Linked DNA regions of Mus musculus: all the other regions are linked to region 5. The links are chromatin loops, found by intact Hi-C in ENCODE. Cell type or tissue: gastrocnemius. All regions are shown on one strand.

What was found. A loop is a pair of places that touch in the nucleus more often than their neighbours do. Peaks named below come from ENCODE experiments on the same cell type or tissue, not always from the same donor. Only the 100,000 strongest peaks of a DNase experiment are listed, where the experiment ranks them.
Region 1: a loop joins it to region 5, with 9 times the contacts of the local background. A loop is called at or near these places in 3 of 42 quality-filtered maps.
Region 2: it touches region 5 in a loop (4-fold over the local background); 2 of 42 quality-filtered maps call a loop at or near these places.
Region 3: a loop joins it to region 5, with 8 times the contacts of the local background. A loop is called at or near these places in 14 of 42 quality-filtered maps.
Region 4: a loop joins it to region 5, with 3 times the contacts of the local background. A loop is called at or near these places in 3 of 42 quality-filtered maps.
Region 6: a loop joins it to region 5, with 19 times the contacts of the local background. A loop is called at or near these places in 15 of 42 quality-filtered maps.

The regions. Positions count from the first base shown.
Region 1 is chr13:14,304,668-14,308,667 of GRCm38, forward strand. Hecw1 (HECT, C2 and WW domain containing E3 ubiquitin protein ligase 1) reads right to left here. Exons shown (of 29, transcript NM_001081348.3): 12 at 2,116-2,266; 13 at 1,309-1,451. Among named protein-coding and RNA genes, the nearest start is that of Gm30893, 220 kb to the right of the region's middle. In gastrocnemius, a CTCF peak has its summit at 2,155 (motif pointing left); no DNase peak of the experiment used is centred here.
Region 2 is chr13:14,033,539-14,037,538 of GRCm38, forward strand. All of the region lies in intron 1 of Tbce (tubulin-specific chaperone E), which reads right to left. Among named protein-coding and RNA genes, the nearest start is that of Tbce, 4.1 kb to the right of the region's middle. In gastrocnemius, a CTCF peak has its summit at 2,040 (motif pointing left); no DNase peak of the experiment used is centred here; H3K27ac peaks cover 1,980 bases.
Region 3 is chr13:14,170,449-14,174,448 of GRCm38, forward strand. The region is part of intron 17 of Arid4b (AT rich interactive domain 4B (RBP1-like)); the gene reads left to right. Among named protein-coding and RNA genes, the nearest start is that of Gm26129, 85 kb to the left of the region's middle. In gastrocnemius, no CTCF peak of the experiment used is centred here; no DNase peak of the experiment used is centred here.
Region 4 is chr13:14,001,777-14,005,776 of GRCm38, forward strand. It overlaps Tbce (tubulin-specific chaperone E), which reads right to left. Exons shown (of 17, transcript NM_178337.3): 12 at 3,367-3,507; 13 at 1,767-1,920. Among named protein-coding and RNA genes, the nearest start is that of Tbce, 36 kb to the right of the region's middle. In gastrocnemius, CTCF peaks have their summits at 2,490 (motif pointing right) and 3,018 (motif pointing right); a DNase peak (open chromatin) is centred at 3,078.
Region 5 is chr13:13,887,450-13,891,449 of GRCm38, forward strand. It overlaps the pseudogene Gm7446. Among named protein-coding and RNA genes, the nearest start is that of B3galnt2, 65 kb to the right of the region's middle. In gastrocnemius, no CTCF peak of the experiment used is centred here; a DNase peak (open chromatin) is centred at 2,210; H3K4me3 peaks cover 417 bases; H3K27ac peaks cover 249 bases.
Region 6 is chr13:14,175,993-14,179,992 of GRCm38, forward strand. All of the region lies in intron 17 of Arid4b (AT rich interactive domain 4B (RBP1-like)), which reads left to right. Among named protein-coding and RNA genes, the nearest start is that of Gm26129, 91 kb to the left of the region's middle. In gastrocnemius, a CTCF peak has its summit at 2,245 (motif pointing left); no DNase peak of the experiment used is centred here.

The DNA.
Region 1 (4,000 bases), 420 kb after region 5:
CTCTTTCTATTTACTCGATTGTTGTACCATATGTCTTTCAGAAGACTGAACAAAGAAATTAGTAACAACAACAACAACAACAACAACAACAACAACAACAACACCTAACCAGGGTTGTTAGTACATGTGATAGAAAAAGCAGAATGGACACAATTAAAATTACTGATTAAAATGTGTGTATGCATTTAAGAAGAAAGGAGCCAGTAAGTAGTGGGATGGCCAATTGAAAGATGTCTTCAAATTATAGCATGGCCACTATATATTTAAATTTACTGCAGCTGTCATTGTCTACACAAGACTTACTAAAGATTGGGCCCATCCATAGGTCATCATGGGTCAGGGAGGATCCCACTGGGGAAAGGGGGTTTCACATCATTTTCTTTACTTATGGATCCACTGATAACTTGTTCTTGCTCTAGGAAGCATCCTTCCACCTACCACTAGCCAAGAAACTCAGTGGACCACACATACAGATTATATGGAAATAGGATGGGAGCCTATTGTAAAGAAATGTTCTAGAGAAAGACAGAAAGAGACATAGACAGAGACATAGAGAGAGAGACATACACACAAGAGAGAGAGAGAGCAGGGCAGGAAATTTAAATGGTTAAAATGCATTGTGTACATGTGTAAAATAAATTAAATAAGGATGTATGATATCTATGTTGCCAAAAATCGCTGAGACCTGATAGAATAAGAATTTAAATATTTGCTTGCCTAGACTGAAACTGGGCCTTTTTTGGCAAATGTGTTACCAACCCAATTCAAATGGAAGTGGGTTACTGGGATTTCACTGTGGTACTTGAATATGTTGTTAGGGGTACAGAAAGTAGAAGCCAACTTCATGCTTCTAAAACATCATTATTGGCATCTTAATTTGATTAGATTTAAAGAATTAAGATCTCAGGAAAATAAGGCTTGACACATGGTAAAAATAATATGCTCTTGGGCTTTGTGAACAAGAAACTCACCAGAAACCTCTTTGTGTCTTTGGTTAAACTGAATTTTATCTGAAATGCCCAAGACTCACTTGAAATGGATTGTGACCATTTGCCATGTTTTATTTATAAGTGACAAATCCTTAAAACACCAACAGATAAACATTGCTTAACCACACAGGAGTCTGTGTCTTCTGAGATTCCTGCTGGGAGGCTTCGCTATCCCCTTAACTCAGGCCTCTGATTCCTTCAACTTGTTCTCCCATATTTTGCTGTTCTCTTATCTGTGAGACATGTGGCTATCCCATGAGGCAGGGTAGGGACTTGCACACTTCTGTCACATAAAATGCCACCTCTAGTGCTCTGATACCTAAGCTTGATTGGGATGATTCTGCTTCCGAGTCACTCCCACCACCACCTCCTCCTCCTCCGTCTGGTATTTGCTCAGAGTTTTGATTGCCAGAATCTTCTTCAGCTCTCTCTGTTGCCATGGTCCTCTGGATGTTTTGATACCTGTACATTAGAAATTGGAAAGACCATAACCAATTTGTGTTTGGTAATGCTTTGAATAAAGCAGTTGGAAAAAAATTGTAAAACACTGTGTTGGAATCAGAAGTGTCTACAATTCCAAGAAGACTTCCAGAACAATTAATAAGACAACTATAAGATAACTAAGTGCACAGAGAGGAGAGAGGAGCACACCCTCCATGATGATGGGTGTACAGTGGAGATGAGACGAGGACTAAGTCTACTGTGACCTATGTGGCAATTTTTTCTTTAAAACTTTTATGGAAACTATCCTTGGAATGTTAACTATTTTGAGTTAGGTATCTTTGGAAACATCTCATGATGGACATGAACTAGTCTTCCAAAAATTCTCACATGGAGATCCTCACATCCTTGGTAAATGTCTTGGGAGATGGGGCCAAAATTAAAGAATTTCTGATTTCTGGCTTGTACCAGTAAGACAGTTTGAAGAACCCTATCTTTAAATGCCATTCAAGCTTAATGTGCTCTCTGTCACTAACTTCCAAACCCAGCCTTCAAAATACTGGGAACAGCTTGCTTAACGTAATTAATTTTGTTCAGTTTCCTTATAATGAACTGGAAAACAGAAGAGGGATGTCTTTCCATCCTTACCAGGCTTATAGGATCTCATTCTGAACCAATCACCAACCTTCTGTTAAGCTGCTCCATCTGGTGGACAGACCCGGATCTGATCATTCCATCGGGGGTAGGGGCCATCGATGGTCGCTGCCAGGTGGTTGTGCGATTTATATGGTCCACATAAAAGACCCGTCCATGGCTGTCAATTCGAGCCTCCCAGTCTAATGTTTAATAATAGGACAAGAAAAGTCAAGAAGGGACTACTGACCTATGTGTACAAATTCTGCTTCCAGGTCTTCTGAAGATAGCACTCACTAGTGACTCATTATGAAGGCCCTCCCATCCCTCTTGCCCTTGCCCTCTAGCACTTACCATGACTGCTGGACAAGAGTGGGAATTAGCTTTCTAGAAAGGAGCTAATACATTCAGACTCTCTACTTTGCCATGATAATTGTGGTTCCTTGAGTAGGATGCATGCTTAAATTTATTAGTGTCTAAAGGAAAGTTGCTTACTGCTTTAAAAATATTGCTGGTTATTCAAGAAATGGGTGCAGAAAATTGAGCAAACCCTGCAGTAAGTGTTAGTGTTGTGAATCAGCTCTTCATTCAGGCTAATAGAATGTGGCTAGGGGCAGTCACAACAGCTCTTGTGTTCAAACCCCTTTTAACTTAGTTCTGAAGCAGTGCACCTGCAACTTTGAAAAGTATCTTGCTAATGATTTATTTTTCTTTTATGTGCATTGGTGTGTGGGTGTCAGATCCCTTGGAACTGGAGTTGCAGACAGTTGTGGGTTGCCATGTGGGTGCTGGGAATTGAACTCCAGTCTTTTGGAAGAACAGACAGTGCTCTTAACCCACTGAATCATCTCTCCAGCCCCAAAAGCTTCTTTCAAAACTGAGCAGGCTCAAGCAATTGCATTTCCTTTTAAGAGGGTGGATGGAAGAATTGATAACTACAGTTTCAAAATAGCCATGTAATAAAATGTGAAGCCACAATAATCAAACAATTCAACAAACACCAAGCTGGAGGGAGGAGAGGAAGGGAGAAAGTGATGAAATTATATTTTAATTAAAACTATATTTTAAAATGTGTAAAAGATAAAAAGATAAAATCTTTTAAATTATTTTTTTTTAATTTTGAGATTATAATTACATATTTCCCCCCATTCCTTTCTTCTCTCAAACTCTCCCATATACCTCATCTTGGTCTTTTTAAAAATTTTGGCCTTTTATCATTAGTTGTAGTTACATACATATATGAATATGTATGTATATATATGTATGGTAGATATATAACATTGTTGCTAAGTAGCCATCACATAGAGCATAGGGACTCAAGGCGGAGGTATAGATGACTAGGGGATGTCCATGTAAGTTGAAGTGAGTTGAAATCCATGAAGAAACCCTTGACACTGAGAGTTAAGTGTGATTTATGTTTATCTGAGCTAGGCATATAAGAGCAATGCTACACAGGAATGAACAAAACGTCTGTGCTCTACAGATAGAAATGTGGTAGAAATAACACCAATATGCTCTTGTGCTGAAAATGCTAAAGATATACTAAACTTAATTTCAAAAGGAAGAAAACCATTTGGCTTAAGTGAGAGAAGACAATTTTGGGACTGGTTTAGATGTTATCTTGAAAACTCATGAGTTAGGTAATGATATAGTGACTCTCAAGTTTTAAAGGGAAGATAAATTTGGTGTCCTTATGCTTTTGTATGTATATGACATATCTGTTTGAAAACATAGTGTCAAATGTCTAATCTAGAAAGTTGTCAATGACCAATGAAAGTCCAAATACCAGAAAATCTAAAATTTAATGTATATGAGAGATGGAAGGAAAAATGTAGTTGAACTGCAGAAGTATATTCTAAGAAGACTTCCCTAAAGTAGGTTATTAGATAATTCAGATATCAACTATTAGAAAAATAACCAATTTAATGATGATCTTA
Region 2 (4,000 bases), 150 kb after region 5:
AAGAAACTGAAAATCTTATTATCTTAGAAGTTACAATGTGTTTGAGGGTAGATAATGGTGCAATTAAAAAGTCAGCAATCAGCCAAACAGTGGTGGAACACGCCTTTAAGCACTTGGGAGGCAGAGGCAGGTGGATTTCTGAGTTCGAGGCCAGCCTGGTGGTCTATAGAGTGAGTTCCAGGACAGTCAGGCCTACACAGAGAAACCCTGTCTCTAAAAAATAAATAAATAAATAAAATAAATATATATATACACACACACATATATATATATATTTATGTAGAGAGAGAGAGAGAGATCAGCAATTGGCAGATCAAGGATGATGCAGGGCCAGGTCAGTTAGGACTCTGCAGAGTAAAACCGCAAAGGAATGAGATTATCTTACTTTCTTAAAACGATTCCTGTAGATTCTGTGATGCTAACTGACAAGAAGAAACTGTGACTAGTAGTTAGGGACAGTAATCTTATGAGAGACACTGCTATTTTTTTTAAACAGGTGAGTGTTGTTGAGAAATGGCTTGATGATTTGGACATATTTTGACTGTCAGAGAATTAGCTGTTATGAATACACAAAAATGCTGAGTCATAATGACTCTGAAGGTTTGGGCTGAACAAGTGTCTCAGTAGACAACTGAGATAAATACAATAGGCCAGTAAGTCACATGGCAAAGTCCTGCCAGACCCACAGGCTTATAATTGCAACTACTCTGGGGCTGAGGTAGGAAAATCAAATATTAAAGATCAGCACAGACAAGACCCTACCATGGCTGGGGGTAGAGTTTAGTGGTAGAGCAGTAACCTAGTATAAGGGAGGCCCCAGGACAAGAAAAGGAAAGGAAAGGAAAGGAAAGGAAAGGAAAGGAAAGGAAAGGAAAGGAAAGGAAAGGAAAGGAAAGGGAAAAAGAAAAAGAAGAGGAGGAAGAAAGGAGAAAACGACTAATTCTCTTTAGGGGAGTAATAGGAAGTGTACTAGTTTCGCATCAATTTGCTTTCTGTGGTCTCCTTTAACAAAAGCAAGTCAAAAGCCATTCTGGGGAGACTGATGACACTGGTAACCAAAGGTGGAGTAGGTATTGCCTTCAATATTAAAAGAAGCCAACTTCTAGCGAATCTGATTCTTTTACACTGTGACCCAATTATGAACAAAGAAAAAGTCCCCTTCATGGAACAACACAGAACACCACACTCCTCCTCAATGATGCACTGAAAATGAATCTGATTACAAATGAGGTGGATGAGGTAGGGGTAGCAATTCAGAAACCCTGCAGCAGGAAATAAACAAGGAGGAAATGGTCTGGCATGACGGACTCCAGTGGTCTCAAGGCCACTGTGGAAGAACTTTCTCTAAATCAGGGCAGATCTGGATCAGTACCTTAAACCTCTGAATATTTTTATAGACCCTAATAAAAACTATGATTTATAAAATTGTCTGCATTGGGCTGTGGTGGCCCACATCTTTAAGCCCAGAACTCTAGAGGCAGAGAGGGGAAGTTCCAAACCAACTTGGTCTACACACTAAGCTTCCAAACAGCCAGGACTATATAAAGATACCTCTAAAACCAAACCAAAACAAACAAAAGTTCCAGGTAGTGTTTACAACATCACCCGTAACATGAGTACATAGAAAAATTAAAACTAGGGCTGGAGAGATGGCTCAGTGGTTAAGACAACTAGCTACTCCTCCAGTGAACCCAGGTTCAAAACCCTGCATTCACATGGCAGCCCAAGACTATTTGTAACTCCAGTCTCAGGAGATCCAATGCCCTGTTCTGGCCTCCTGGTGCACTGCATACATGTGGTGCACATACATACCTTATATATAAAATACCCATACAGATAAAATAAAAATTAATCTTAAAAAAGAAAATTTAAAAGTAATGACATATGGGGCTGGAGAGATGGCTCAGCGGTTAAGAGCACTGACTGCTCTTCCAGAGATCCTGAGTTCAAATCCCAGCAACCACATGGTGGCTCACAACCATCCGTAACAATATCTGGCGCCCTCTTCTGGAGTGTCTGAAGACAGCTACAGTGTACTTACATATAATAAATAAATTTAAAAAGTAATGACATAAAAAGATAGTAGAAAACCTCAATGGATAGTGGACCTGGCTAACTTTCACACCAGACAAGAGAGCAGTCTTCTTATTAGCATTTATAGACCCTGTTGTCTCAACAAGCCTGTTTCTTTGGGGATGACTAAATCACACCCTAATCTTGGATTCAACTACAGCTCACAGACCAATCCCCAAATGGTAGTAAACTCTGTAAAAAATGTTATTCTGGGTCGGGCGGTGGTGGCGCACGCCTTTAATCCCAGCACTCGGGAGGCAGAGGCAGGCGGATTTCTGAGTTCAAGGCCAGCCTGGTCTACAGAGTGATTTCCAGGACAGGCAGGGATACACAGAGAAACCCTGTCTGGAAAAAAACCAAAAACCAAAAACCAAAAAAAAAAAAAACAAAAAACCTGTTATTCTGAAGGCGTGGTGAATCACAAATGTAGTCTCAGCACTCTGAGGCTGGAGGATTGCCACGGGTTCAAGGTCATCCTGCTCTAAATGTGAGTTCTGCTTCTAACAGTGAATCCTTGTTTTAAAAATTCGTAAATTTATTGATTGCCAGACTTGCTGGCTAGTACACTGAGAGGCTAAAGCAAAGCAAAAGTGTTGATGATAGTTTGAGGCCAGCCTCAGATTATTTCCCAAACCGCCTTGGATTACAGAATGAGACCCTCTCTCAAAAAGAAAAAAGAATTCTGAAATCCTGCCCGGAGAGATCTGGTCTCCCAGGAGAGCTGTTACTCCTTAGTTCACAGACGAGGCGAACACTTTTGCTGCAATAACTGCCAAAGAGGGAACTGCCAGGAGATCCGAGAGCTCAGGAACCACAAAACAAGATCCTTCTGGTCTCCATCTGCACCGGGAAGTTAGCCCTGTGGCACAGCTCTCCAGGACCAAATACCTAAACATAGTAACAGCAATCTACAGCAAACCAGTAGCCAGCATCAAACTAAATGGAGAGAAACTTGAAGCAATCCCACTAAAACCAGGGACGAGACAAGGCTGCCCACTCTCTCCCTACCTACTCAATATAGTATTCAAAGTCCTAGCCAGAGCAATTAATCCACAAAAGGAGGTCAAAGGGACACAATTTGGAAATGAAGAAGTCAAAATATCACTACTTGCAGATGATATGAGACTATATATAAGTGACCCCCAAAATTCCACCAGAGAACTCCTAAACTTCCTCTACTCGAAGGATAAACAGGATGAGGAAAAAAAAATAGGGAAACAACACCCTTCACAATAGTCACAAATAATATAGAATACCTTGGTGTGACGCTAAACAAACAAGTGAAAGGTCTGTATAACTGAAGATCTCAGAAGATGGAAAGATCTCCTATGTGCGTGGATTGGCAGGATTGATATAGTAAAAATGGCTATCTTGCAGAAAGCAATCTATAGATTCAATGCAATCCCCATCGAAATTCCAAATCAATTCTTTATAGAGTTAGAAAGAACAATTTGCAAATTCATTTGGAATAACCAAAAATCCAGGATATTGAAATAACAATAAAAGAACTTCTGGGGGAATCACCATCCATGGCCTCACGCTGTACTACAGAGCAATAGTGGTAAAAAGTGCATAGTATTAGTACTGAGACAGGCAGGAAGAGCAAAGGAATAGAATTGAAGACCTGTGGGAAGCCACATGTGCCGTTGCTGAGTGGCACTGACTACTGCTGGCCACCACGCATAAGATTGGACAAACAACCAACGTGTACATATGCAGTAAAGTTTTTTGCAAAGACACTGCCTGGCCCGGGCATGATAATGAGGTTCTGTAAGGTACTGAGAGTATAACCAATTAGATGTGAGACATGCAAATGAGGTATGATAATGAGGTTCTGTAAGGTACTGAGAGAGAGGAGCCAATCAGATGAGGAACATGCAAATGAGGCTTAGTGCATAACCAATCCGGGTGTGAGACACGCCTCTCC
Region 3 (4,000 bases), 280 kb after region 5:
AATAATAGAAAACCTCACACTGATAATGGGTTTTACTTCTTGACATTACCAGGGTGCCTGCTTTCTCCACTTAAGTCGCCACACTCTTCTTAGTGGTCTTCCTAAGCCGTCACACCATCCTTCAGTAGGCAAGGATTTCAGAGTTGGAATTTTTTACGAAGCATCACTGATTTTTTTTTTAAAAGACCTTATTATCAGCAGCTACATTATTACCTTTTTGGAAGTCTCAGGGCCTTACTTGTATCTTTGAAACCATAGTTGGAAACAGCAAGTGTGCTAAGAGAGAGTGCACCTATCCACTGCGCCTGAATCCAGGCAGTGAAAGACAAAGCAGAGGTCTAGATAGAGGTGTGGTCAGTGACTTAAGATTTTTATCTTGCATTCGGGAGGTACATGCAGGTGGATTTCTGAGTTCGAGGCCAGCCTGGTCTACAGAGTGAGTTCCAGGACAGCCAGGGCTACACAGAGAAACCCTGTCTGGAAAAACAAAAACAAAAAACAAAAAACAAAAAAACAAAAAAAAAGATTTTTTTTTTATCTTGCATAATTTTGGGGAGTTTAATCTGAAGCGACTATTTCAGTTTTATCCAAAATTGAGAAGTCAATTTTTAAGGCAGACCATTTAGTTGTCTTTTAGTAGTAACTTCATTAACTTTGGAATGTTTATTGTTACATATGAAATTATATGTATGAAATCCGGTTGGAGTTTGAGAAATTAGGCTCAGTTGTTTCTACTGGTGGTTTTATCAAGGGAGTCCTTGTGGTTTTTTTAGGAAAAATATAGTTGTCAGGCTTTATAGTTAAATTTATTCTTGGAGAAGAGATGTGTCTTATGGTCAGGTACCCACTGAGTACTATGAGTCCTTCAGTTTGGTCCCTGTTGTCACCTCTACACAAACACAGTGCTTAATGTTTGGGGGAAGTTCTAAGAAAACGTTTCAAATTCTCGTATCTTAATAGCATACCTCTTGTTCTGTTGTAACAGCAGTCAGTTCTGCAAGTGTGACCTGATCTGATTGCCTTTCTAATTTGAGGAAAGTATAATAAATTATAATTATAATTTATAAATTATAATAATTTATACTTTGATATATTAAAGTATATGTATGACTTTTAAAACACTGGGAAGAATATGTCAACTTAAGTCAGGAAGGAGCTCAGCGACTGAACTGGTCACTAAGGTAGTAAAGATATAGGTTTCAGAATTTCTCCTTACCAGTGCTGTGAAGTGTGGTTGTTCTGAAGCATAGACCTTGCCAGATGGTGCATGGTACCCAGAATGTTGTCTGTCCTCACAGTTGTTGGCTCTTCTGTCTTTATTGTATGGAAGTTCTCTCATTGACAGGTTGGCTGATAGTAGAAACCTCAGATTTTTATGTGGGAATATTTTATTCAGTGTTAGGCAGTTTTCATCTTACTAAATAAAGGTGTTAAGGTGGTCTTGTTCTTCCCTCAGGTGCATGCAAACTTAAATATACATTATGGAGCCTGAAGGCTGAGCCCCCTACAGGGGCAGAGAGGCTTGCTGTCTCTCAGCTGTCCTTTCCATTCTCTTTCCGAGTTACTTTGCTGGTTTCCACACAGAAGCAATTTTTCCTCTTGCTTATATTAAGTGCTTGAAATTTCATGACTGATGAATAGGATTTAGGCATTGTCCAGATTTCACAACATTCAGGCTCAATTATCTTTACTAATTGGCTTCCTAAGCAAAAGCATAGAAAATATGGAGGAAATTATTTCACACTTTAAGTGCAACTTTTTATAAAACCATATTTTCTGATTTTTAAGAAGAGATTGACTATAAAGAAAAGCAGAGTTTTGTTAGTGTTTGGGTTGCAGAAGGTAGAAAGAATATTCAGTATTTCAGTTTTGAAATTGACAGAAAGAAAGGAAGATTTTAAGTTGAGGCATTCAGATTTGTAATGACCCAGGAAGGGAAGTGAGACCTGATCCAGCAAGTCATACTGACGTTATTAAGACAGATGCCGTCTGTTCTGACCTCAAGCAGTTCTGTGCTAAGAACTTTTAAAAGAAGAATCTAACAATCTGGATGAAGACCTCTGGGGTGGATCTGCATACTTCTGCAGCATAGAGGACAGGACGGTACTTCAGCACATTTAACAGTTAATCTTAGTGAGCATGACAATGTTCCTACTGTTCTCAGCAGTAATTACCAAAGAGTGCCTTAGTGATAAACCAGCAAAAACTATTGTTGTTGTTGATGTTTCATCATGTCTGAAACTGATACAGAGGACTACAACAAATCACCATCAGTTTATTTTCTGTGACTTTAGGGGTCTCCAGTGTTATTGTGTACACTAACATGTAAGGAAACGTTAGACATGAAGCTTTATGCATAGAGGTTCATGAGAATGGCTTTATTGGCATTCACGCTGTTCACAATAAGCAGGCTTTAGCACTTTGTGTATGAAGCTATTTATGTCTATTTTATCCGATTTTCTGTAAGAAAAAGGAAATAAGAATATTTTAGTTTTTAAAAGTGTTATTGTTGATTTCTGTATTTTTCTTTCTCCTCAGATGCATAAATTTAAGTATTGTTCATATCCCAGTTTATAGTATAAAACATGTTAACAAAAATTATATAAGCATTGGAGAGTGTTCTTTGCCACAACAAGGAAGAATGAAAAGTTTTTTATTTAAATTTACTTCAAGTAAATTTGGAGCTCTTGAACCCAAACCACAAATGATATAATAGCAGTAGTGAGTTTTTCTGATACAGTGATTGTAAGTTACTGCTAACTGATAGAGAATCACCATGCATAGGAGGCTTGGAGTGGGTTAAATCAATGTACGAATGATTTTTAATCCTTCCAAAAATAACATGCAGTCTAGAAAAATAAATACAAATAAAATTAATGGCTTAAAATTAAAATTACAGTGCTTTTGAAAATATGGCTTTGTAAAATTTTAAGAATTATATTCCTGTGGGTGGTCTATAACTTGGAGTTACAGAGGGCTGTGAGTTGCCCAACATGTGTGTCAGGAACTGAGCTTGGATTCTCTGGAGGGAGTAGTATGCAATTTTAACCACTAAGCCATCTCTGTAGCATCACTGACTTGTGATATATAGTACATGAACCTTAAGTGAGCCCTTATTCCCTTTTTTTTTAATTCCTTTTTTTTTTTAAATTCCTTTTTTCTGTTCACTTTCTTATTTTTTTAGCAGACTATTTTACATTCTGTTTTTTAATTACCACTCCCCTGCTTTCCTGTCCTCACTTTCAGCTGGTAACTTGAATTTTACATCTGATTGGAAAATTGAAACAAGAAAAAATATTTTACTGATTTATACTAATTTCTTGCTTTCACCTACAATCAGGCTGTGTATTTGTCACCTCTAGTCATAAGTTAATATCATGCTCCTGTCTAGATGTTGTCCTGTTTTCTCATTTATGGGTAAGCCCACTCAGATAGCCCCTCGTCCCATATTTTTAGTATAGTTATCTATCAGGGCTACTGGGTTTGGCATCCTGTCTTAACCAGTAATGTTACATCCAGCTGGTCACTCCTATGACACTCCGCTTGTATCTGGCTGCCGCAGCTGCATCTGTTTGCTTTTTTTGTTTTTTGTTTTTTCTCTTACTTTTCTACCCTTAATTATCTTGTGCTTTATTTCTTATTTGTATTTGGAAATTTTCTCTTTAATTTTTTGTTTTGTCTTCTGCTAACTACTGTAGTTTGTTACTTTATGTTGCTGTTTTCCTAACTAATCATAATAATATGATTCATATAATGGCGTTCTCAGGGCTCAGGAGTATAACTTCTCTTTAGAACACTGAGCTAGTCTTTGTTAGCAACTGAGAGATTCAGTTCCATTGGGAATCCTCATTTCTTAGGACTTTCTTTTTTCTCTTGTTCTTTTAAAATTACTGAACTGTTCCTTTTCAGCTTAGTTTTCTAGTTCTTTTTTTAGACTAGTCTACCCTTGTTTTGTTGTACCTGAGTGTATTCCATTTAGTGGAATTAGTGTGCTGAGGAA
Region 4 (4,000 bases), 110 kb after region 5:
CTGTGGGGACCCATCCTAGGGCAGTGGATATATGAACCTGAATAGCATTAGCTATGTCTTTAACAAGTACCTGTGATCATTAATTAGACAGTATAGGAGAACCACCACCCCAAAGTGCTGTGATGGAAATTATGTGAACCTGCTCTTTCAGAACAGCTTTCTGTACTTTGAAGCTGCAGTAAGTCTATTTCACAGCTGCTTTTTGGAGTTTAAGAATCATGAATGGCACTGGCCAGGTAGTGGTGGTGGCGTATGCCTTTAACCCCAGTACTCAGGAGGCAGAGGCAAGTGGATCTTGGAGTTGGAGGTCAGGGATACAGAGAAACCCTATCTCGAAAAACCAAACCAAACAGATCATGGCACTGTCTTCATCTGCGATGGGGTATTTATTTTCAAGTAAAGTCCTTGACACAAGCGCTGTGACACCTTGGTGGTCTTCCTGTTGACTCACTGACTAACTCAGGGCAGACAGCACACAAAGCATGGAATGCTGGACAGAGGCAGTCTTGTGCTGCGTGAGATAGAACTGGACCACACTGCTTAGAATGCTATGCAATTAAAACAATGAATTTTTGGTTTCTGGGATTCTCCATTCAATGTATGGGCTGAGGTAGACTAAAGGTAACTGAAAGTACAGAAGAGGAGGAACTACTGTCCTTCCCCACTGTACTTGGCCAACTGCTGTTTGTTTCTCTGCACACACTTGGCAGTAAGAAGCTAAACTTCATATACCTACAGGCTGCTTAGAGCCTTCTCTTCACCCTCAAGCAACTCAGAATTTACCTAGATCAGCCAGGAAACTGAACCAGTTAATTGAGTAATTTGAAAGCAATTCGCGTAGGCAGTTTGTCTTCCTCAAATAATATTCCAGCTGAAACATTAATGCAGTGAGCTGCTGGTATTAGGAAATATATGAAAAGAAAAATGGCTCAAATGTGAACCATGGAATGATAAAAATGATGTCACAACAAAATAGAAAATACATTGGTACATAACGCCAATCCTTTGCTTTAAAGCCTGGGGCCCAATTAGAGTGCTGATTTAACCCTTGTGAAATGCTGAATGCCAGACAATACAGCATATGACCTTAGGATGGGGACTTGGGAAGAATGATAGCTTATTTATGAGCTTGCAACACTGAGAGCTTTAGAAAATACCAGTGCTTGTGATGACCTTGGAGTACTGCCAACTTTTAAAGAGCCAATCCCCCTCCTCCCTGCAAAGCGTAGGTCTCCAGGGAACACATGTTGACACTGCCAATTTAGTATGTTTTCTCCTTTTTTTTCACATATATATTTATTTATTTTTAGATATTTTCTTTATATTTCAAATGTTATCTCCTTTCCTAGTTTCCCCTCTGAAAACCCCCTATTCCCTCCCCCCTCCCCCTTGCTCCCCAACCCACCCACTCCTGCTTCCTGGCCCTGGCATTCCCCTATACTGGAGCATAGAACCTTCACAGGACCAGGCGTCTCTCCTCCCATTGATGACCGACTAGGCCATCCTCTGCTACATATATAGCTAGAGCCAAAAGTTCCATCATGTGTTTTCTTTGATTGGTGGTTTAGTTGCAAGGAGCTCTGGGGGTACTGGTCAGTTCATATTGATGTTTTCAACTAGTTGATATAGCCCCAGGAAAGTGCCCAGAGCCCTTTCAACAGGGGAACAAAGAGCCCCCAAAACAGAAGACAAAGCAGAGTCTTCTGCACTGCCACGTCAGCCCTGTGGACATCCAGCTGGAGTCCGCACAGGCTACCTGGACGTACTGCAGCAGAGAAGCTGGTATCTAGGATGGGCTGAGAGAAACGCTGCATTTGGCCTGTTTTTGTCTGGATCTGGGTGTCCACCAGCCTTTCTCCATTCATTTCCAAAGGCTTTTCGATAATCTAGCTCAGCTCCACGCCTTTCCTCTGGAAGAATCTGCATTGATGTGAAATAGAAATATGTCTTTTACAGCATCTTCTAGTGAGGTACTCTGATTTTACCCAGTCCTTCGGTGCCCGTGCACAAACAACAAAAAGGGGAGGAGTGGTTATTACACTTTCTACCTACTTCCCCCCTCCCCCGCCTCCCCTTTTAGAACTGAGGACCAAAGAAACCCAGGACCTTAAAGAGCTGATGCAGAACTGTAAGGCATTCAAGGCCAGCCCTGATCAGGGACTCTAGTCTCAAAACAAAATTGAAAATGGCCATTATATAACACTGAAGACTTACTAACATTACATCCCCATGTGCTTGCACAGTCTTCTAAAAAACTAATAACCAGGGCCAGCAAGATGGCTCAGCAGTTAAAACACTTGCCCTGAAGCCTAGACCATTGTTTAGTTCCTCAGATCTGCATGGAAGGAGAACAACTCCTGCCAAGTTGTCTTCTGGTCTTTATATGCCCACTAGTATGCATGACCCCCTCTCTCCCCACAAACAAGACTTATTGTTATTTTATTATTTTGGTGCATTTACGTTTTCGCTAACATGCCTGTAGTATCTGAGGAAGCCAGAAGAGGGCATTCGATCTCTTGGAACTGGAGTTAGAAACACTATGGGTCACTATGTGGATCCACTGCAACAACAAATGCTCTTTCCACCCCCCATTTTGAAATTTTCACGATAATATCTGCACTAGGTGCCTAGGGTCACCTCTCTTGGTGTGAGCTACAATAGCTGGCTTCCTCTAGGAAAGTTCAGGTTGTGCCTAAGATATCCAAGCCTCACTTTTGGAGGAAACAAGGACAGAAAAGACATGCTCTGGGCCTTGGATCTTTCTGCCTTCTTTCCAAGGACATGGGATAAAGTGCCTCACACTTCCCCACTGCTCCTTAAATGACCATCGCTCAGGCAGCAAAGAAGACTGATTGGGTGCCGACCTCTACCTTCCAAGGAGCTGGCAAAGAATATCGACAAGCGAAATGCTCCTGTTCGCCACTTTATACTATCCAAATGTAACCTGCTTTTACCTACCTACCTACCTTCCTATCTATCTATCTATCTATCTAATGTATGTGAGTACACTGTAGCTGTTTTCAGACACACCAGAAGAGGGCACCAGAAGAGGGCATTGGATCCCATTACAGATGGCTGTGAGCCACCAAGTGGTTGCCAGGAATTGAACTCAGGACCTCTGGAAAAGCAGTCAGTGCTCTTAACCACTGAACCATCTCTCTAGCCCTTTCTTTTACATTTCTTATAATTTGTTTTCTAGTCTTAAAAAATTTTTCTTTTACCTAGTGCCACGGCACTCCTGTAGTCCTAGCTACTCTGGTGGCTGAATCAGAAAGATTACTGAGTCCAGAAGTTGAGGCCAGTAGAGGTAGCAATAAGCCTTCCGCTCCAGCACTAAAGCAAAGGGCAGGTAGGGCCACTGCTCACCTGGCACCTGTTCAGGGTCCTCAGCTGAGCAATCTTGGCGATAATGATCTCCTCTGCTTTGTCCGCTTTGCTCAAAGGGTTTCTAGTGCAGGACAGGGCCTGCAGGCTCTGCAGTTTATCCAGCTCGTTGATAAATGACCACTGAAGCAACAAAGGAAAGAAACCCATCAGGTCCACATTTCATTTGACTTGGCCTAGCAAAAATAAAAGTACAGTTGCCTAGCTCTCATCTGAGGTGTAAGATACATCATATACCAACCCTACCTGGAAGGACTTTTACTACCCAGCATACCATATGAACTCACTGACAGTCCACATCTGTATAAGTAAGATAACTTTAACCCTAACCTGGTTTACTTTTGAAAAGTTTTCCTCTGAGGAAGCACTTTGCTTTTGGTTTAATGTTTTTTAAGATTTGTTTTTATTTAATATGTTTGGACATTTTTTGTCATATGCAGTTAGCAAGGAGTCCAGAAGAGGGTGTTGGCAGGGAATTGAACCCCAGTTGGCTGCAACAGTAGCCAGTATTCTTAACCACTCAGTGCCATCTCTCCAGGCCCCTAGTTTAACCTTTTTGGCAGAAGGAGCCTTTGTGTGCAAGTGGAGACAAGCATATTGTGCCCTGCTTGCTGAG
Region 5 (4,000 bases):
CTGTCTTCTTTTAGGTTTGTTGAGGGATTACCTTCCTGTTTTTTCTAGGGCGTTGTTCCCGTTCTTGTATTGTTTTTTTTCTGTTATTATCCTTTGAAGGGCTGGATTCGTGGAGAGATAATGTGTGAATTTGGTTTTGTCGTGGAATACTTTGGTTTCTCCATCTATGGTAATTGAGAGTTTGGCTGGGTATAGTAGCCTGGAATTTGTGTTCTCTTAGTGTCTGTATAACATCTGCCCAGGCTCTTCTGGCTTTCATAGTCTCTGGTGAAAAATCTGGTGTAATTCTGATAGGCTTGCCTTTATATGTTACTTGACCTTTTTCCCTTACTGATTTTAGTATTCTATCTTTATTTAGTGCATTTGTTGTTCTGATTATTATGTGTCGGGAGGAATTTCTTTTCTGGTCCAGTCTATTTGGAGTTCTGTAGGCTTTTTGTATGTTCATAGGCATCTCTTTCTTTAGATTTGGGAAGTTTTCTTCAATAATTTTGTTGAAGATGTTTGCTGGTCCTTTGAGTTGAAAATCTTCATTCTCATCCACTCCTATTATCCGTAGGTTTGGTCTTCTCATTGTGTCCTGGATTTCCTGGATATTTTGAGTTAGGATCTTTTTGCATTTTCCATTTTCTTTGATTGTTGTGCCGATGTTCTCTATGGACTCTTCTGCACCTGAGATTCTCTCTTCCATCTCTTGTATTCTGTTGCTGATGCTCAAATCTATGGTTCCAGATTTCTTTCCTAGGGTTTCTATCTCCAGTGTTGCCTCACTTTGAGTTTTCTTTATTGTGTCTACTTCCCTTTTTAGGTCTAGTATGGTTTTGTTCATTTCCATCACCTGTTTGTATGTTTTTTCCTATTTTTCTGTAAGGACTTCTACCTGTTTGATTGTGTTTTTCTGTTTTTCTTTAAGGACTTGTAACTCTTTAGCAGTGTTCTCCTGTATTTCTTTAAGTGATTATTATTAAAGTCCTTCTTGATGTCCTCTACCATCATCATGAGATATGCTTTTAAATCTAGGTCTAGGTTTTCGGGTATGTTGGGGTGTCCTGGACTGGACGAAGTGGGAGTGCTGGGTTCTGATGATGGTGAGTGGTCTTGGTTCCTGTTAGTAAGATTCCTACGTTTACCTTTCGCCATCTGGTAATCTCTGGAGTTAGTAGTTATAGTTGACTCTGTTTAGAGATTGTTCTTCTGGTGATTCTGTTACCGTCTATCAGCAGACCTGGGAGACAGATTCTCTCCTCTGAGTTTCAGTGCTCAGAGCACTCTCTGCTGGCAAGCTCTCTTACAGGGAAGGTGCGCAGATATCTTGTTTTTGGACCTCCTCCTGGCCGAAGAAGAAGGCCCAAAACAGGGCCTTTCTCAGAAGCTGTGTTGCTTTGGCAGTTCCCAGAAGCTGTCAGCTTCCGTGGTGCAGACTCTCACCTGTGCAGACTAAATTCCTAAGGTCCAGGGAGGTCCGGAACCAAGATGGCGACTGCTGCTCCTGAGGCTGAGGCCGCCTCCCAAGCCAGGCGGACACCTGTCCTCTGGTCCGGAAGGTGGCCCGCCAAGGGTGATGCCTCAGCGGCTCTGTGGCTCTGTGCTTCCGCCTGTCCCAGAAGCTGTCCGGTTCTCTGGCGCACCCTCTCACCTGTTCAGACTAATTTCCTAAGTTCCACGGAGTCCCGTAACCAGGATGGTGACCGCTGCTGCTGAGGCTGAGGCCGCCTCCCCATATTTTCTTTTTAAAGTACCAGGTGATATTACTTCTTGGTGGGTTTTAAAATAATTAAATAATTTATCAGCCTGTCTCACTAGTCTTTTTGCCAGCCACTCTCTCATTAGGCTTGGTACTTATCTGCGTCTATAACCCACTCTTCTTCATCACCTTTCGGATCAGAGTTGCTTCGAAGCATCATAGATGTTTGACTTTAAGGAAGGCCAGTGCCTCCTGAGTAAGGGTTAGACTCCCCCCTGGCTTCTCTGTCTACTCTGTCCTCTACCCGCTCTTCCTCTTCACCTTTCGGATCAGAGTTGGCTTCGAGGGGTCATTTCAACTTCAAGACCAGAGCGTCTCAGATTAGGAGCATAGCTGAATTCTAACACCTGGTAAATGGCCCGTAATTTAAATCGTGGCCGCTAGGTGGTGCTAAGCAGCTGCTAAACACCTGCTAGCATATCTGAATTCTACTCCCCAGTAAATGGCCTGCAATTTAAATTACAGCCACTAGATGGTGCTAAGTGGCTGCTAAACTCCAGCTGGTTTCCGGCTGCCGACTTATGCCAACTGTCACAAAACTGTCGTGAATTGGGGTTAGTGACAGGCGGAAAGGAAATCCTTGAACTTGGGGAATAGGTTCTAGCAGCTTATTTGTATACATAGACACACACACACACACACACACACACACACACACACACACACACACACACACACGCTAAGGTTGGTTCCCATGGTTACCTGGGACCGCAGCGTGGTCTGGGGCAGTGGGCAGCAAGTGCTGCCCTGCTGGTGGCTAGGAAGCCAGGGAGCTGCGAGCATCATTGCTGCCTGGGTCCATGAGTTCCTTACAATGATTCATGAAATAATTTTTAAACTCATATAAAAACATCACTATACCTCTAAATTTATCAAGTTATCAAAGATAAGCAATTTTTCAAATAATAGTTGGAATTTCAAAAGTAGTTTGTTTGTTTTTTTTTTCATTGTGAAAAAGTCTTTATTTTAAGAAAAAAATTTAGTTAACAAAAAATTTAACAAGTTTCACTTAGCAAAATACACCCAAAAGGAAATCACAGTACAAAGAAAGCTTTAAGTCAAGGCCTCACCAATTCCTACAGTATTAGTATTGTTTCTCAATTCTCAAAACTAACTTTTAAAAAGCTTAAACTTAACCTAAAGATTTTAAATGAAAATATAAACTAGAATGAACATGAGAAATGCTTCTCTTTTGCATCAGGGATCTAGCACCTTTGGGTTCTCCAGAAAAGTACATATCCCCAGTGTGTTCACTGTGGTGTGCTTAAAGATCCACTCAACATACTTAAACTACTTAACTCAGATAACATCACTCTTAAGTATACTACCAAAAATGTTAATTGAGAAAAGCGGAAGAAAATAGTTTTAGTTTACTCAATATTACATGCTAGAAGAAAAGTTTGCATGAGAAACACTGAAGAGGTAATTTTTTAATCCAGATTTCACAAACTCATGGTGCAAAGTGGGTCCCCCAGCTTCCTCTAGAGTTATAAACTGCTCTTGACTGCTTATTGGCTGCCTGTGAAATTTTCTGATTGAAATAACTCAAATGTTCCTACAGTACTAATCATATCCACCCATGCTGTTCTGACCGCTGTAGCCGGCCCTGTAACAGCCACTCACTGACTGGCTCTCCAGGCCACTGTAAGTTGCCTGGGCAGCTGACACACCCATGCCCTGCATCACCAGGCTGCTATAAGCCCCACTGCTGGCCCCTGTTGTTCAGGAGGAGTCCTACGTATCTGTGTTACATGTTGGTCTTGTCCTTGGACATAGCTGCCACTGCTTCTTCATGAGTAGCAAACTCAACATCAGCTTCTCCCGTCACTCTTCCATCAGGACCAATCTCAATATGAACTCTCACAGGGTTGAGTGGAGAGAAGAAGTTGTAAATGTCGTTCTCCGTTGCTTTGTAGGGCAGCCCTCTCATGTGGACGCAGTGGCCGGTGGTGCTCTGCACTGTGAACTCGCTGTCTCCATATCTGTGGTCATACATTCCTGAGAGACAATAGCTGAGGTCTCTCCCAAACAGGTCAGTGGTGAAGCCATAGCCATCACTGAGGCCACTGTATTCTTCATAGCCCCCATAGCCTGAACTATAGGCACCAGACCTCATCCTATCCAGACCTGCCTGTTTCACAATGCCAATGTACCTCCGGGCTGTGCCAGGCCTGTCATAAGGCCCAGGCCTTTGCACAGACATAAACTTCAGAGGTGGATCTGAGTATGATCTAACTTCCTCCTGACTGCTCTTAA
Region 6 (4,000 bases), 290 kb after region 5:
ATCTATGCCTCCTAAATGCTGGAATTAAAGGCGTGGACCACCATGTCCAGCTGTTCTGACAGTATTTTTAAAACACCTGTTTCTGTGTGCTTTTTTTTTTTTTTTTTTTTTTTTTAGCTAAAGGTATGGCTGGGTATATATTACTATGTGCATAAAGTATTTTTTTGAAAGCTGGGTTTCAGAAGATCTGTCGAAGTGGGCATAATAACCATTTTATAGACCAACGGTCTGCTGCTTTATTATCACCAAATGATTTGCCAACACAGCCAAACAAAAGTCAGAAAGCTTTTCAGAGCTTGTAGTTTTCTCTGGTGAGAGCAAGTAGTCAGCTGTCTCTGAATGGTTTCCTTTTGCAATGTGTCAGTATTGTCAACATATTAAAAAGGTCACATCCGACATGACGTCTTCTTTCAAAAGGTTCGTATCATTACCGTGCAATTACTATTTTGCATTGTCTTCTAGGTTAAATTGTATGCTCCTTGCAGATAAGTGCTACATTGTAACTTTATGCTGAATGCATTGATATGTATTGAATAAATACGCTTTTCTATATAATTTTGACCATTTTTTTCAGGCCACAAGACATGTGAATCTTTTATATTAAGTACTTTTAGTATGTGTCTTCTCAGATTAGGCATTTGTATTTGCCTAGCAGTTTAGATGTATATCAGATGCTTATCAAGGTTCTATGTACAAAATTATTATATAATTACTAATAATGGAATTGGAAAGCTGAGGCTAACCAGTCCTTCTTTTTCTTCCTTTTTTGGTAGTACTAAGGCTCAATTCTAGAGCCTTGCTTATACTGACAAAGTGTTTAACCCCTGAACTATACTGCTTAATTAAAACAATCAGGCCTAATTTGTTTACTATTTGTTTTAACTTTTTAAATATGTTCTTGAATAGGAAAAACACAAGACAACAAAAGTCCTCTTCGCTTCTGTCCTGTCTTTTCTTGCAATGAAGAGGCCATTGTTGTTCCTTGGTACTTTTTAGTAAAGGTAAAGGCAGATGGGTGTGTGAGCCATCCAGTCAGTCTCTCTGCTTTCATATAGCCATAAGACTGTGCTTGAACCTCAACATCATGAAGCATGCTGACTGATGAACAGGAATACAGTAATTTGACAGGGTTCATCTGAACAACTGTTACATAGAGTTGCTGTTGTAATCCTAGTGTTCTCTGCTCAGTGGAGATCCATATTCGAATGCATATCCTTGATTCCTTGTATTGTGATTCTCTTCTAAAGTCACTATGACATTTTCACCCATACTTTGTTCTTACTGGTATTACTCTTCCATTCTCCCCCTTATCCTGTCTCTTCCTTCTCTTTCTCATGTTGCTCCCCATTAAGATATATGCTCATGATTACCATTCCAGTTTCATGATCTACACTCACAACTCTACATACATCTATCTAAAACTTAAAGTCTAGAGTCTGCATATTTGAGAAACCACGAAGTTGTTTTTTGTTTTGTTTTGTTTTTCTGAACCGCTCTTATTTCATTTACCATAATGATTTCTGGTTATCCATTTTCCAGCATGTGTAATGATTTTATTTTTATTTATAGCTTGATAAAATTTCATTACACACACACACACACACACACACACATATATATATATATATATATATATATATATATATATAAAAAATGTATGTCACATTTTCATCATCCATTCACCTGTTAATGGATAATTAGGTTGCTCCCATTTCCTAATTATTTTGAATGGTTGGTATCCTATGTGATTTTTTTTTTTTTTTTAGCCTATTTTTTTCTTCACTCTTTTCATGTGTCTGTGTGTATGTATGTGAATGCAGATGCCCTTGGACTCTGTCTATGTACCTCTTATTTGCTGAGCTATCTTCCAGTTCCCTCCTATTGATTCTTAAAACAATAAATAACTCGGGGGAGCCCTCCTGTACAGGGAGAATCATGATAGTCAAGAGGATAAGGCTGTTATACACTTGCAGTATATTCTTTTATTCTTATTTGTTAATGTTGGTGTTTTCTGAGACAGAGTCTCTCTCTGTATCCATACTAGCTCAGAGCTCTTTATTTTCCTGTTTTGGCCTCCTAGGTGATAGATTATAGGTGTTCTTTAATGTGTTCAGCTCCAACATTCAGGTATTTTTTGTTTTTGATACAGGGTTTCACTATGTAGCGCTTAGCTTGCCTGAAACTCAATTTGTAGACCAGAGTGACCTTAAACTCAACAGAGATCTACCCACCTTTGCCTCCCCCTTGTGTTGAGATTAAAGACATGCATCACAATATCCAGCAATTCTAGTATCCTTTAAAGTTGTATTTTGAGGGATGAATAAATGTTCTATCTAATAAGGTATCTCAGTGGGAAAAAAATTAAAAATATTTTGCTTTTCTATTTCTTTTTTTTAATATTTATTTATTTATTTATTTATTTATTTATATGTAAGTACACTGTAGCTGTCTTCAGACACTCCAGAAGAGGACATCAGATTTTGTTACAGGTGGTTGTGAGCCACCATGTGGTTGGTGGGATTTGAACTCAGGACCAATTGGGACTCTTAACCGCTGAGCCATCTCACCAGCTCCTGCTTTTCTATTTCTTAGTTGAAATTTTTCTCATTTTTGCCACTTCTTTTTAAAAACATTGGGCTTTTTGTAGTGTTAGAAGATATTTGAATTCTCAATAATCTCTACACCAGAGTGAAAAGCAGGAAGGTCAGGAATCAAGGTCAGTCTCGGCTACATAGCAAATTCTGGCTAGTCCACACTACATTGAAACAGTGTCTCAGTGCAAAACTGATATTCAGAGCAGGTTCCCAGACAACCAGGGCTACACAGAATGAAGCAAAACAAAGAAAAGATATTTGAACTGGAACTCAATTTCCTGTTTTCTGTCTGCACCAAATATCCACTTCCATTATCTTTAAAATGAGTGTATTTTTGTCTCTTTTTAGCATATATTAGTAATAGTATCTATAAGTCTTAATTTCATGTAGCCTAAGCAGAGTGCACTGCAGCTTTTGTTGTAGGTCTGAGTACCTTTCACTTAGTTGGTCTTCCCATTGCCGTCTGATAAGGATGTTACTGCTGCTTAACCTCTTTCACATACGCATGGAGGGCTTTGACATCATTGCTGGCTTGAGTTTGGTTCTACTTTTAAATTTATTTATTATTCGCGAGGAGTATGTTTGCGGGATGTGCATGCCACAGTGTGCATGTAAAAGTTAAAGGACAACAATTTGGAGCTATTTCTCTCATTCCACATTTACTGGGTTCTAGAGGTGGAACTCAAAGTTTTCAGTCTGCATGGCAAGTATTTTTACTTGCTGAGCCATCTTTCTGGCCCCTTGTGACAGGATTTTGCTGTGTTGCCCAGGGTGGCCTTGAATTCCTAGGCTCAAATGATTCTCCTCCTCTCAGGTATCTGAAACTCTAGGTACATCTAGAATCCTATTCATTCTTATAAAACTGTGATATCTCTAGGAAATGTTAGACTGGGGAGCTGGTACTCTACCACTCAGGGATCCTTTGTCCCTAAATGGCTTTCTTAAGCATAATGCAGTGTTTTGATGCTGCTGTGATAGGCAAAAATGTACTGTAATGCTAAGTGTATACTACTGTATCAGGCTAAGTACCAAAGGAAAAGCAATACTTGGTTTGCAGCTTTCTCAGGTATTATACATTTGAGCCTTAAAACACATATATGGCATGTGGGTTTAGTTTTCATTTACTAATGTGTTAGACTGCTGATGTTGTGAATGGTTCAATCAGTGGGACACTTATAGAGACACTGATATGTGTCCAGAATGCATCCTATAACTCATTATCTCTTTTATGGCCACCATCAGGTTTAGCCAGGAGGAGTCTTGGTGTGCTACAATGTGGAGCTGAGTCAGCAGTTTCATACTGGCCTGTGAAACACTCGCCTGAGGGTTGCTTTAGATGCTTGTAGGACTTCTGTTTGTCATAACGTGAAAACATGTTTAATCAAATGATGACTTGTATAATTAAA